Linked DNA regions of Homo sapiens: region 1 is linked to region 2. The links are chromatin loops, found by intact Hi-C in ENCODE. Cell type or tissue: tibial artery. All regions are shown on one strand. Each heading gives the region's core, and the rest is flanking DNA. Links, peaks and the distances in the headings are about the cores only.

Evidence for each region. Peaks named below come from ENCODE experiments on the same cell type or tissue, not always from the same donor. Only the 100,000 strongest peaks of a DNase experiment are listed, where the experiment ranks them.
Region 1: it touches region 2 in a loop (6-fold over the local background); 75 of 110 quality-filtered maps call a loop at or near these places.

What each region holds. Positions count from the first base shown.
Region 1 is chr5:64,143,837-64,151,536 of GRCh38, forward strand. No RefSeq gene overlaps it. Among named protein-coding and RNA genes, the nearest start is that of RNF180, 18 kb to the right of the region's middle. In tibial artery, for the core only: a CTCF peak has its summit at 4,185 (motif pointing right); a DNase peak (open chromatin) is centred at 4,226; H3K27ac peaks cover 1,772 bases.
Region 2 is chr5:64,203,574-64,211,273 of GRCh38, forward strand. The region is part of intron 2 of RNF180 (ring finger protein 180); the gene reads left to right. Among named protein-coding and RNA genes, the nearest start is that of RNF180, 42 kb to the left of the region's middle. RefSeq lists an enhancer at 7,309-7,603. In tibial artery, for the core only: a CTCF peak has its summit at 4,644 (motif pointing left); no DNase peak of the experiment used is centred there.

The DNA.
Region 1 (7,700 bases), core at 2,871-5,370, 60 kb before region 2:
TGATGAGATCTCACAAACTGAAAATATTATAGCAAAAACTGGAAAGCCATTTATTGAGGATTTTATGGTAGAGAGTAATCTTTTATTATTCAGAATATTGTATTAGATTACTTTTAACTTCTTGGATGGAAGAAGACATGATTTTCGATAACCATAGAGGTGAGCCAGAGTTCAACATACTTGGAGATAAAATAAATTAGATGCACTCTTACCCCACTGAGTAAATAATGCAGCAAATACACTTTCACTATTAAGAGTTATAGTAAGAGTCACATTGTTTAAATCATTAAGCCTTTATTTCACCAAAAAATATTACTTCTCCATTTAATATGAAGATATTTTCCAATACCTTGAAGTATAAACCTTTTGATTTAGTTTTTACAGTATCACCTGAAAACACTGCTATGCACAGCAATAATAGTGTGGGCTCATGAAACCAAATTATAGGTAAAAACAAGCTTAAAGAAGGGATTGAGTCTGTGTGATAGCATTTTTCGGAGGCTCTGGAGCCCCCAGAATAGATTTTTCCAAGATTTTCATCATGAATAACAAAATATATATAAATACCTCTAATGTGAAAGAGACAGGGCTAGAATATCTGAGAACTGGAAATGGACTGAAGGAGGACCTATCTACATGGGTGATTATTCTTTAACATTCCTGCTGTATCATTCATGTTCCTGGAAGGAAACAGAAGCCACACCCAAAAGGGCTTTGGGGAAGAAACTTAAATGAAGGTCCTATTTATAGAGGTGTGAGTAGTGTGATTATTATAGCTCCACGCTATTATCACCCTTAGTCCTGAAGCAGCAAAGAAGATGTGCCATCTGCCAGGAGCTGTGGCTGTCAAGTAATGCAGGACTGCCACACTATGCTTTAGTCATGGAGGGAGAGAGAGGAGAAAAGATCTCAACCTCTTTTTCCTTCCACCCTCTGATCACCAGCCAATGCTTGCAGAATCCAACTAGAAGCCATAGGACAGAGAACCCAGTTAATGGTCTGTAGACATCAGCCTTTCAGGGTACAGAACCCAACATAGAACACAGAAACATTTCAGAGAATAAATTCAGGAGAGTGTGGTGGCAAATTGAGAAGAACCAAAACACTGGGACCTCAGAGAAGAATCCAGTAGCTGGAACAGGGAGATTCATCCACATTGTAGCATATGCCTGTGCTGACACATTAAGTAGGCACTATGCTTTGGCACCCATACACTCAGTTGTGAGTCACCCTTTCATTCCTTTTTTTCTCACATCCAGTTGTATTTACTTCATAGCATATCATTATATGAAATTACCATTCTTTTTTGTTTGTTTAAAGTTTATTACCTGTCATCTCTTCACTAAAGAGTATGCTCCATGAGACAAGAACTTTATTGGACACACTACTTTGTCTCTAGCACTCAAAACAATTGGCACATAGGAAATATTTAGTAGACACTTCTTTAAAGATCTTTTGCCTAAGTAGAAGTTTGAATGGCTGTCATTTTCTATCTGAACTTCTTGGAACAGGGAGGCTCCACAACACTTCCCTATATGGAAAATTATTTAACAGCTAAATAAAGATTTATAAAGTAATAGCTAATGAAAATGACATTTAAACTGGATTGGAACAAAACACATAAAGGACCAAAATTCCTGGGCAAACGTTTGCTTAGATATAGGCCTGGGGTTAAGCCAAGGAAAATCACTGGAATAATTCTTGATAAAAAGATTTGACCCATACCAGAATGACACAGTAAATCTCCCGAATAGATTTTCATTCCAAACTAGTACAAGAAGCCAGAAAGCCTCAATACGAATAAACTTCCAAACAGCCCTTTGATGTGAGGCTTGCCAAAGAGCAGCAGTGAGGAATGAAGTCCGACAGCTCAGAATCTTCTTTGGCCAACTAAATTAATGTCAAACAAAATAAAAACCTAGGCAGCCATTTATATAGCCCAGAGAGGAATAGAGAACCCTTTTCTTGCTTTATTTGGAAGTATCTACAAATTAAGACACTTATAAATCATACAGTTTTAATTTATTCAACATAAAAGTGACCCAAATGAAAAGTCCATTATTGTATTTAGCATAAGTGGTATTTATTTATCAAGCACATGCTGTTATAGTAACTGTGTCACCAAGCAGACGAAAAGAAGTAAAGTACAATCCCTGCCCTCTTGAGGATTACAATCCATGGCAGAAAAGATAATAATCTTTTTATTATCTTTTCTTTTATTGTCTTTTCTTATTATCTTTCTTTTATTATCTTTTCAGAAAGCTAATAATCAGTTTCATGACAAAGGCTATAAGAAAGGTATAAACAAGGCGTGATGAAAATACAGGAAAGGGAGGAGTAGGCACTGCCCAGAGATAAGGGCTTCGCAGAGGGAATGATATTTAAATTGAGTATTAAAGGGTATGTAGAAATATTTTTAGTTTAACAAGAGGATTTGGGAAGACATAACAAGCACACCATAACACTGCCAGTATTTGCAACTGTGCTTATTTGCAATTGTGCTCACTATTGTTGCTGCTAGCAGCTATTATAATTGTGATGAAATAAGGAGAAAAAAACAGGTAAATTTAATTCATAACAGATACAGTCATGCCACATGAAAAACAGATAAATACAGCTTGAGCCATATGTTTTACAACAGTTCAAATAGAGAAAAGTAATAGGACAATAAAGTCATCACATGGCAAAATGGGCATTTAAATCTCTAAGCTGCACTGAAGTCAGAACCATGTTCAGGTTGCAAGTGATAAGAACTTCTGCCACATTGAATTGATGTTCTTAATCTGACCTCATCCAATTTCATGACTCTAAGTACCATCTATAGGGTGTGTCGCCAAACATTGTATCACCGCCCTAGTTTTCTCCTCTGATCTCCTCTTTGGTATATGTGCAACAGGCATCTCAAAGTAAACATTTCCAAATAATAACTCTTGTTCTCTCTACCTTCACTCATCCAGCCTGCCCTTCCCACAGACTTCTCCATCTCAGTAAATGACTTCAGCTATTAAATTTCTCAGCTACCCAGTTACCCTTCAGTGCTCTCTTTTATACCCCTCATTCAATCCATCAGCAAATCTTCTATCTTCAAAATGTACCCAGAACTGGACCATATCTCACCACTTCCATTTTACCATGCTGGTCCAAGTCATTGTTACTCCTTGCCTCCTAATATGTCTCTCTGCTCATCCCTTGCCACAACTATAGTTTATTATTCATGCAATCTTCAGAGTGATCAATGTAAATATGCATTGCCACATCTCCCCTCTATTCAAAAGTCTCCAATAGTTTCCAGTCTGATTCAGATATATTTGTCTCTGTATGTCTGTGTGTTTGCCCCTGTCTCTGTGACTCTGTACATATGTCTCTGTATTTGTGTGTCTCTATTCTCTGTATATGTCTGTGTGTGTGTGTGTGTCTCTGTCTGTGTCTGTGTCTATGACTGTACATATGTATCTGTGTGTGTCTGTCTCTATTCTCTGCATTTGTCTCTGTGTGTGTCTCTGTTTATGTATCTGTGTGTCTTTATGTGACTCTGCATGTATGTGTGTGTCTCTATGTGTATGTCTCTATGTGTATCTCTGTGTATCCCTGTGTCTGTGTATACATACATATATGTATGGGTATATGTATGTACACATGTATACCTATGTATAAAATTGCCCATCTGGCCCTGTGTGCTCTGCCCCCTCCTGTCCACACTCACCTTTCTGGCCTATGCCCTACTCTCCCTCTCAGTCACTCTGCTGCAGTGCGGCAGCCACACGGCCTCCTTGATGTTCCTCAAACATTCCAACAGGCTGTTGCCTCAGTGTTTACTGTTCTCTTTGCCACTTCCTTCATGTGCTTTACATCTCAGGGAGGTCTTCCCTGGCCTTATCTAAAATTTAAATGCCCCTTCCCCCACTCCATATCTCCATTCCAAGCTATATTGCTTGTGTAATCTTGGATTTACCTTTTCCTGTTATGTATGTCTTGTATGTCTCCTCCCGACTGTTCAATGAGGGCACAGATTTCTGTCTGTTTCACTCACCGCTGTATCTGCAGTGCCTCGTATTTCTTCCACAAAGGATCTTCTCAATAAATGGTACTTAATTTTTTAAATGCAGCTTTTCATTACACACTAGCAACTGGAAAGGCATGCAATTCTATTTCCAAAATTCATTAAACAAACGTGGTAAACATTCAGGCCAGAAGGCGGCAGCAAAGCTTCATCAGCCCAGCAACCGGCCATCATGCTGGGTCAGCAATTCAGAGGCGCAACTAATGGAAAATTAGGCAGAACAGCTTTTCACCAGGGAGTCTGAGCTGAAGGAGGTGAGGCCAGAGAACTGAGCTGGTTAGGACTGCACCCTGGCCAAAGAGCAGGGAGACAGATAGGAAGAGAGAGAAAGGCAAGGCTTGTCCAGGAGAATGAGACCCACATTAGGGGCTCACAGAATGAACATTCAGGTTGTCAGGGAACTTAATCAGGTGCCAGAAAATTTGGCATATTATCTCAGCAAACTCAGGTAAACCTTTTGGCGATGTCCACAGGGAGGTTCCCTTTCAGATAACAAGTCTATTTATCACTGTAGCTAGAATCTGGGAGCCAAAATATACCTACCCCTATTAAGACAGGAGAATTATGCCAGTCCCAACAAGTGTGTCACCAAGCCGACAAAAATAAGTAAAGTACAATCCCTAGCCTCTTGAGGATTACAATCCACGGCAGAAAAGATATGAAAGCTAATAATTAGCTTTCCCTGAGGGCCATGTTTCTTTTCACAATTGCAGTGCCACATCTCATACTTTGTTAAAGAAAAATAAAGATGGCAAGTGCTTAGGTCTAGGCTGCTGCAGAAGAAAACCAGATGTAGGAGGAACTGTGACTCTGCCTCTCATGCAGGCCTGAATCTGGAGTGTGGTCCTCCTGTGGGGTTGCACTTACTCTGGATTTTTCCAGAAAGACTGTCTATAGGTGCCTGCATGCTGTGTTCCTGTGAGGGAAGCCCCAGCTGTGTCTGTGGTGGAGTGCCAGAGGGGAAAAAGGACCCCTTCTCCAAGCCCTTTCACCATCACGGAGGCTGCCTGCCTGTTGGGGTAGAGATGTAGACTTTCCCTACTACACCCGGCACTGCAATTGTGTCTCTGCTGTCAGAAACTAACCATTAGTGGAAAGATCTGGAACTTGAGGCCTGATTTTCAGATTCTTTTGTTCCATGGGGTGATCCTTGACGTGCTGCTCTTCCCCTTCCCCTAGGGATGGGGCTTCCTGAGAGCCGGACTGCTGTGCTCGTTATTGCTCTTCTGGGTCTAACCACTCAGTAGGGCCACCAGACTCCAGGCTGGTGCTAAGGAATGGCTGCAAAAAGCCTGTGATGTGGTCCGTCTTTAGGTCTCCCAGCTGTGAATACCAGCACCTTCTCTGGTGGAGGTGGCAGGAGAGTGAAGAAGATTCTGTGAGAGTCTTTGGTTGCAGATAGGCTTAGTGTGCTGGCTTTCTTGAATGCTGATTGTGCTGGTGGTGATGTTGTCATGTGGACAGACTCAGGGCCTCTGGTTATCCAGAATACTGCAGGTGGTGGTATTAACTGTTGTTTTCTCCTTCCTGGGAGCAGGGTAATTCTGTCATGAGTTGCTGTAAAGGCCTGAGTTGGTTGGACTTCAGCCAGGAGGTGGTGCTTTCATGACAGCACCAGCTGTGATATTAGCAGTGGGATATAAGCCTCCCCTAAGTTGGCCAGGGGAGGTATTCTGGTTACTCAGGCAATGGATGGGATCATAAAGCTCCCATGAGTGTATGTCTTTTGTGTTCACCTACCAGGATGGGTAGAGAAATACCATCAGATGGGGACAGGGTTAGGAGGGTCTGAGCTCAGACTCTCCTTTGGTGGGCTTGCCATGCCACTGTGGGGATTGGGAGGGTGGTTCTCAGGCCAATGAGGTTATGTTCCAGAGAGGACTATGGCTGCCTCTGCTTAGCAGTATTGTTCACCAGGTAAGTGGGGAATAGCTAGTAGCAAAAGGTCGCACCCACCTCCCACGCAGTTGGCAAGGCTGGTCTCGCTCTCACAGTGTCCTACTGAGAGGTGACAGCGTGCTGGCAGCCCTCGCAGCCCTCTCTCACTCTCGGTGCCTCCTCAGCCTTGGCGCCCATTCTGGCCACACTTGAGGAGCCCTTCAGCCCGCCGCTGCACCGTGGGAGCCCTTCTCTGGGCTGGCCGAGGCGGGAGCCAGCTCCCTCGGCTTTCGGGGAGGTGTGGAGGGAGAGGCACGGGTGGGAACCGGGACTGTGCATGGTGCCTGTGGGCCAGCTAGAGTTCCGGGTGGGCGTGGGCTTGGCGGCCCTGCACTTGGAGCAGCTGGCCAGCCCTGCCGGCCCCAGGCAGTGAGGGGCTTAGCACCCAGGCCAGTAGCTGCGGAGGGTGCGCCAGGTCCCCCAGCAGTGCTGGCCCACCGGCACTGTGCTCGATTTCTCACCGGGCCTTAGCTGCCTCCCTACGGGGCAGGGCTCGGGACCTGCAGCCGGCCCCCACCGCCCCTCTGCCGTGGGCTCCTGTGTGGCCTGAGCCTCCCTGATGAGTGCTGCCCCCTGCTCCATGGCGCCTGGTCCCATCAACCGCCCAAGGGCTGAGGAGTGTGGGCGCATCATGGGACTGGTGGGCAGCTCCACCTGCAGCCCTGGTGCGAGATCCACTGGGTGAGGCCAGCTGGGCTCCTGAGTCTAGTGGGGACTTGGAGAACCTTTGTGCCTAGCTAAGGGATTGTGAGTGCACCAATCAGCACTCTGTGTCTAGCTCAAGGTTTGTGAACACACCAATCAGCACCCTGTGACTAGCTCAGGGTTTGTGGATGCACCAATCGGCACTCTGTATGTAGCTAATCTGGTGGGGACTTGGAGAATCTTTATGTCTAGCTAAGGGATTGTGAATACACCAATCAGCACTCTGTATCTAGCTCAGGGTTTGTAAATACACCAATCGACACTCTGTATCTAGCTAATCTAGTGGGGACGTGGAGAACTTTTGTGTCTAGCTCAGGGATTGTAAACACACCAATCAGCACCCTGTCAAAACGGACCAATCATCTCTCTGTAAAACAGACCAATTGGCTCTCTGTAAAATGGACCAATCAGCAGGATGTGGGTAGGGCCAGATAAGAGAATAAAAGCAGGCTGCCTGAGCCAGCAGTGGCAACCTGCTTGGGTCCCCTTCCACACTGTGGAAGCTTTGTTTTTTCACTCTTTGCAATGAATCTTGCTGCTGCTCACTCTTTGGGTCCACACTGCCTTTATGAGCTGTAACACTCACCGCAAAGGTCTTCAGCTTCACTCCTGAAGCTAGCGAGACCACAAACCCACCAGAAGGAAGAAACTCCGAACACATCCATACATCAGAAGGAACAAACTCCGGACACGCTGCCTTTAGGAACTGTAACACTCACCGTGAGGTCCTGCGGCTTCATTCTTGAAATCAGTGAGACAAAGAACCCACCAATTCTGGACACACTACTAACAGTGCCAAGTTTAGATCCAGGCAGCTTGCTCTCCTGAAACTCAGACGTTGCCTCAGGCCATAAACTACCCCACTTAGCAAGCAAGCACTGCTTTCAGGCCTTGCCCCTCCCCATCTGCCAACAAAGTTGGCTGTGACTCCAGCTCTTGTATTTGCAGCAGTTCCCATTCACCCCCATATCCTGTCAAAAAAGTTAGTGCCCAGTTA
Region 2 (7,700 bases), core at 3,439-5,938:
GAAAATACCTTATAAAGTAAAAATATATTCATTTATATAAAATTGCATCTGTAATTGAAAATACATAAAAATTATGTACTAAATATATATAAAATACACACAAATTATTTTAAAATGAAGGGATAATTCAATATCATGGTTAAGTCTTAGCAGAAGGAGTAATATGAAGCAGTGACTCTGAGGGGGGCTTCTAAAGTAATGTTAATGTTAAATTGCTTAATCTTGGTAGTGGGCATATTGGTATTTTCTTTTCTTTAAATTCCCTTTATAAAACATATTTTATATTTTATAAATCTGTATACATTATCAAAATATTAAAAATGAACATGAAAGGATCCTTTAAAGGAAACTGCAAAAGAAATTATTAGAACCCCAAAGTAATTTTATCAGTACTGTGCTGAAAGGTTGCTAAATTTATCACCTATTAAAGTAACTGTACAGTTAAAAATAAGCCATATATATAATAAGTGTTTATGAACTTTCTGTAAATGAAATTACACTGTGATTATTCTGGAAATTGCTGTTTTTACTCAGTATCACCATGTCGAGTGTAGATTTAGTTCATTTTCACTTCTGGATAGTATTCCAGAATATACTCTGGTCCTTAGGATCTCTAAAGTCTTGTTGAAATTCTTGTTGAAAGATCTCTAAAGTCTTTGTTGATAGTCATTTGGGTTACATCTATTTGTCTTGCTCTTATAATCAGTGCTACTGTGAACTTTCTTATGCATATCTTTGCACACATTGGCATTAGTATTACTAGAAATGGAGTTCCAGCATCATAGGGTATGTGCATGTTCAACTTTACTGGGCAATGCTGTTTTCAAATGACAGTCTCACCAACAATAGTTCAGCATTGCTGTAATTTCACGTCTTCACCAACATTTAACATCTCATTCTCAGAGGTCAATTGTGTTTTCTGCAAAATGTCTTTTTTTCTTGCCTATTTTTCTATTAGGATGTTTTGTTTTTGATACTTGGAGATTCTGTGTTCTAAATACCAACCTTTTTTTGGTTATTGTATTGCAACTATTTTTTTCCCAGTTTATGTAACTTATATTTCATTCTTGTGGTGTCTTTGTTGAAAAGAAATTCATAATTTGATGAATGTATTAGTTCTGTCCTTTATGTGTTGTACTGTTTAAGAAAATCTATATTGTGAGGGGAAATGTTTTTTCCTCTCCTTCTACTGAATACCAAAGTTAGGCAAGTTTCCTTGTGTGCCCTCTGAGAAACAGGTTTCTCATTTACCCTCATACTGAGGTTATAATCAGCTTTATGTAGGGAGTTTCTCCTTAGGTTCTTTCCATCCTGAGGGTGCCCTGGGCTGTATCTCCTGTCTTCCGCATGCAGACATGAAATGGCTCTCAGAACAACATAGAGAATAAGGAAACTGGGGAAACAACATCAATAGCTGTTGACTCCAGGACCAATTGCCTTCTTTAGCCCTGACCATTGCCAGGAAATGGAAGTCTCACATTCTTTGTCTCAGCCCTCCCAAAGCTAGGAACTGGACACTAGAATTGCTGTGATGTTTGCTGCAGAATAATCATGTACCTCCAAAACCAAATTTGCCACAAGAAACAGTACAAATGCAGCCATCAGTTCTGCTTTTGTAATGTTGTGTGGGTGTATCAGGTTTGTCAAAGTTAGCTTGGTGTGGAATTTGAATTGTAAGGGAAACTGGGATATTTGAGCTTTAGTTATCCAGCCACTGGCATGCTGTAAGACATGAGAAAGGCAATTTAGAATGGAGTTTTCAGACAATCTACAACGTCCACAAGGAGAAAGGGGGACTTCGACCTTGCATCCAGACCTGAGATAGATGAAATGTGGGCAAAAACCAAAAACAAAATAACAGCAACAAAGACCCTAAAGATGTAGAAATAAAATAACAGAAATGGTCTCCATTTGTGCAATCTGTGTTAGGGAGTGGCGTCCTTAGTTTTAGTTAGTTTTGTTATGGTTTTGGACATGTGAAGTTTATGTGGCCTGTAGAATATTCAAATATTTTAGGAGGCTGCTCGGTTCTATGGATGTGGGATTCAGAAGAGAGATCTGAACTAAAACTGTGGATCATCAGCATATAAGTTTTAGGTGAAGCTGTGAGAGTAGATGAGATTACCATGCAGTGTATGAATGGAGTGAGAGTTAAGTAGTTCCTATCATACAGGAACATTTATAGGATAGACAGAAAAAGAGAAGCTCTCACAAAGGAGAAAAAAAAAGAGTGAAAAAAATAGAACCGAAAATAGGAGAGAGCAGTAGTTACTATCATATAGGAACACTTACAGGATAGACAGAAAAAGAGAAGCTCCACAAAGGAGAAGAAAAAGAGTGAAAAAATAGAACCGAAAATTAGGATACAATATTATGGAAGTCAAGGGACGAACATTCTCTAGGAAAAAAAAAGTGTTGATGATTCGTGTTAAATGTTAAATGAGATCTAGAAGATCAGACATTTCCTTCAGTGTGCAGATTGTATACTGCACAATTCTAGAGGGAGCTAGTTTGTGAAAGGTTTGCCCTGGATTTGTGCAGTTAGCATACAAACTATATATCCATATGTAAAGACCCTAAATGAGAGTTAAAAGTGTCCATTGGTTTTAAAAGAAATCGTTGGTCAACATTCATTGTAGTTATGAGACTTTTAGGGGCAGTTACCAAATTCTACTGGGTTCAGATAATTGGGAGCTGAGGGATGGTCAAACACTTACAATAAAACACTTTAATTATTAGGTTATGACTTCTTCCATCACCAGGCTATGAAGTATTTCATCTGTATAACACCATTGCCAATGCAGTGGCTGACATGAATAGGACTGATGAATGTTGAATTGATTATTAGAGTATATACCTCCTCCCTCATGTTTTTTGGTTAGATAATTTGCTTATTTTCTCTCTGGCTTTATTATTCTGGTGGTATTTTTCCTTCAATGGCTGTAATACTGAAATAAATATTTTTATGCTTATTACATTTTTAATACTTTGTGTTCGCTCTTCTTAGTGATACCGTATATTTGTTCCATACTAGTCTTAGCACATGCTATGCTATGGACTGAATTGTATGCCCTCCAAGTGCATATTTTAAAGGTGCAGTGTGACTATATCTGGAGATAGGGTCTTTAGGAGTTAATGAAGGTTAAATGAGAGCATAAAGATGGGGCCTTAATCCAATAGGACTGTGGCTCTATAAAAGGAAGAAAAGAGAAAGAGATCCTGTGAGGACACAGTGAGTAAGCAGCCACCTGCAGGCTAGAAAGAGAGCCCTCGCCAGAGCCAGAACATGCTGGCACCCTGATCTCAAACCTTCAGCCTCTAGAACTGAGAGAAAATAAGTTGCTATTGTTTAAGTCATTCAGTCTCTGGTATTTTGTGATGGCATCCCAAGCAGACTAAGACCACACACGTCCTGTAATAGGAACTGGAAACTCAAAGATGAGCAGAAGAGAAATGGTATGTCCTTATGAAGTTTTCAGGATTTATCATTTAATCTTCTATTAATATTATAACAATTATAAATGTATTCTAATTATATTATAATCATATTAAAAGTTTGATATTTATAACTTAATAGTGAAATAATTTAATATTTATAATATTGACCAGTTATGTAAATATTAAATATTGATTACTCATATAGATATAAATTATTAGCTGTTTAAGTGGCAAAAAGGAAAAGTATAGGAAGCCATAAGAGTAGGATATAGATAGAATGCTGGACCTAGCTGTAAGGCTTTTCTGAGGAAGTGACCTGTGTAGAGATATGATGGATAAGTGAGGACAGTACAGGTGGGAGAACATTCCAAGATTCAGGACCAGCGTGTTCAAAGGCCCTGTGGTGGATCTCCGGAACTAAAATAGATTGCCACTATTGGAGTTCAGAGATGAAGAGGGAGTTTGGCAAGATCTGAGAGTAGAAAGTTGGGTGTTGTTCAAATCATGTATGGTCTTGTAAGTCAAAGACTTTGATCTTTATCGTAGGAGCTGGCAAGTCAGTGGGAGGAAGTAACATGACTTTTGAATTTTAAGATTATTTTGGTAATAGTGTGAAGAGTGAATTAGAAAGGTACCAAGAATTGAGGCAGGGAGCCTGTTTGTTTTTTAAGTGAGGCTTTCATTTTTTTCAATTCATTGTGACCTTTTGATTATAAAAAGTTTTTACCCTTAAAGTACCTTCTCAAAGTACAAATAGACAAACTAGGCAGTCCAATAGAATTGTGGTTCCTTTACATTTGTGACACTTTAGACAATTAATAATGTTAATTTAAATGACATTTTTGTTACATAGTCTTTTCCCTGTGGTGTTAGCTGCGGTAGTCAAATAATATAGTTGGCTCACATTTAAAGAATTAGCTGAAGGAATGTTATTGCTTACTTTGGAAATGCAAAGGGTTAAACATCTTCCAAAATATTATGTAATAATATTATCAACTTTTTACATGTAACTTGTTACACTTAATTAAAAATATTAAAGATCACATAATGATAAAAAATAAGGCATCAAATTTGTAATTTTAAAATTAAGTGATATTTTTCTGTTATAGAAACTGAGAATATTCCCAACACTTAAAGAAAAAATTAAAATAATACATTGGCTCCCTCTGCTGCTTGAACAAATTATTTCATTTACAAACATAATGTTGTCAACATTTTTCTGACATTATTACATGAAATTGCTATTACTTTCTCCTCCTTTTCCTTCCTCCTTCCTCCGTGTGGGAGATTTGAGACAGAAAGAAAATCTGTTTAGTAATTTTTTTACAATCCTGGTAAAACAGTTCTAATTTTCAGTCAAATTTTTCCCGAGGAGATAACTTGTTGTGCTAATACTTTGATGGCTTTAAATTCCTAAAATTGGGTTGCCTCCAGTTTCATCACTCATCTTAAAATATGTCCATCAAAACTTGTTTTATCATTTATATATTTGTGTGATTTTAAAAAATTAACTGACTTAAAACTTAATAGTTGATACATCCTCTTTACTTGTAGAATTATATTGGAAATAAATATTACAAATAAAAATGTATTTTTTCTAAGACTGTGTTGGTAAATACAGGTGAAAGTAGTTGGCAGTTTCATTTATAGTTGAGGTGTCTGTGTTTACCCTGGTCCATGTGTAAAGTTTTCAGAAAACGAAACAATGCTATAAATTCAACCCAGCTTTTTATGCTTTCCTACCTGTATGAATTGCTATTCCTCTCTTTTTGGTTGTGAGGAGATGAAGGTATACTTTAAATTTTAGCTATTTAAAAGAAAAAAATATATGCTGTTTTATATTATTTTTTCTCAAATGAAGGAGGTTGGGTTGAGGGGTACAAAAGGAGAATCAGCTGTGGAATTTTTTCTAAACATACCTCTCCCTACATAAATTTATTTTAGTTAATTTAAAAATAAGATATGCTTCAGTTTTAGTTTTATAAGCGTTAGAGAAGAATAGCAGTATCATACCTTAAAGCATACACAGGCTAGAGATATAAGAAAGTTTATTGCCCTAAAAACTATAGTATTTTATATGGCATAAGAGGCAATGTGGAAGCTTGGGATCGCTTGTTTCAGTGTTCTTATCTGTAAGACAGTAAAAACTCTTAAAACGGTGCCTGTGCATAGTGAGCACAATATAAATATTTGTTATTTAGTGAAAATAAAAAGAATAAGTACATTGTAAAACTTTCTTCTACCTACAACTGTGACTCCAGTGTTTATTCTCATAGGAGTATTCATAAAGCATTTCCAAAATTTATAGTGGGTAGTGGTTTTTTCGTGTTATGATCAATGCTATGTGATTAAAAAATGATCAATTTATATGATTAAATGAAATAATGAAATGTACATAGTAAAATAAGAAGTAGGACAGTGAAATATTAATACATTAATACAAATAATAGATGTACCTTTATGCAACACAGTCCCTGGCATATTAATAAGTATGTCTCTACATGCTTTGTGTGGTCAACACTGTGTTTAGTAATCACTAAATAAATATTGATAGGCTGAGTGCCATTAACTTACTTTGACATTGATAATCTATTATTCTACCAGTGTAGAAATTTCCTCCCTCTCTCTGTCACTGCCACCCTTCTTTCCTTCCTCTGTATGTAGACATAATCCTGAAAAGTCAGAACAAAATTCTGGATCTGATAATGAAAAGATTACTTCATTTGTCAATTCTAGTTTGTATTCTCTGTAAGATTGTTTTAAAGAATTCATTAGAGTTATGCTAATCTTCATAATTGTCAGCTCCTAATGAAAAGAGCTAGTGTGTGTGAGTATGGATGTTTCACAAAATTAATTCTACTTTTTCAAAAACTGTATCCATACCTTTATTTTGTTTCTGGGGCAAAATAGATAAAGCTATACTGTTTAGTTTTATTGAGTCACTTCCAATAGGTTTCCCAAGTTTCTTTAAAAATTTTGTGTATGAGTTGGAGAGAAAAGCTAGTCATGACTGAACTGTTATTGTAAATTAATCACTATTAGAACTTAGAAAAGGCAGATGACAGAAGCACACAAAATCAAACACTAAAAAAAGATGTCTCTGGGTTCTTAAGTTTAGCGTGTATGAAGATCATAAGTAGGGATTTATTTATAGACACTCTTAGGTGTGTCCCAGGAGTATAAATTTTTAGTAAGTAACCCAACTTATGTCTAATGCTAGTGATCTAGGGACCACATTTTGTGAAATACTCTTCTAAGGTGGCTCTTCACAGAGTTCATGATCTTGATGCAGGCTCTTTCCTTCAGTGCTAGTCAAAAGAGAACCTTGGACTTACCAGAGTGTTGATACTCTCTCTCAAACTCTCTGTAGAAATTGGCATCCACAGATGTCTTAGAATAATTAAAGTTTGGAACCCTAGGATTATCAATGATTGAATGTGCTAGAATTTCTCTTTTGAGGGGGAAAATCTGATAACATCTGTTTATATTTGTATTATGTTGTGGGTTTATGAAAAATAATTCTAGGGTGTTTGTTTTCATGCAGTTTGCTTGCTGGTGAACAGTGGAGATAGAATGTGACTTAAAGTTTCTCTTCTCTTGCTAAAATTGAAGATTTACCTTTCAAAAGACCTATTAGTCTGTCATATGCTTATCCATATACAGACTTGCACTGAAGTACACCTCTTCCTGCCCTGTTTATTAGATGAATTGGTAAACTTATTCAGAGGGCCAATTTCAAATGCAGTTTTGAAGATACCTTTCTCCTGGTATAGGGGATGGCACTGTTATAGGACTAACAGTTTCATATGCCCGTGTAGTAACAGATCAATACACTGAGATAGCAGGATTTGCAGCAGAGAAAGAATGTCATGATTGCAAGGTGTCCAGTGAGGAGATGGGAAGAGACCCTCAAATCCTTCATCTTCCTGAGGAGTTCTGGGCTGGGAGTTTTAAGGAAACCATGGAGAGTGAGGAGCTGGAAAATTGGGGTGGCTGATTGGTTGGGGAATGAGGGATGAAGTCATCAGGATGTGGAAACTACATTCTTTGGTGAGTCAGCTTCTGGTGGTATCCTTCTTTCAGAGCAGCTGGCATCAATGGGGTTTTTCAGACCAGCTGGTGTTAATAGTTTCATTGGTATGCAGGACCTAGAGGAATATCTCAAAGGGAAAACTAGAGGAATATCTCAAAGGGAAAACTTTGAGTTTCATAATGTTCAAGTTGTTACCTATAGAGCAGTTAAGGGAAACTATAATCTAGGA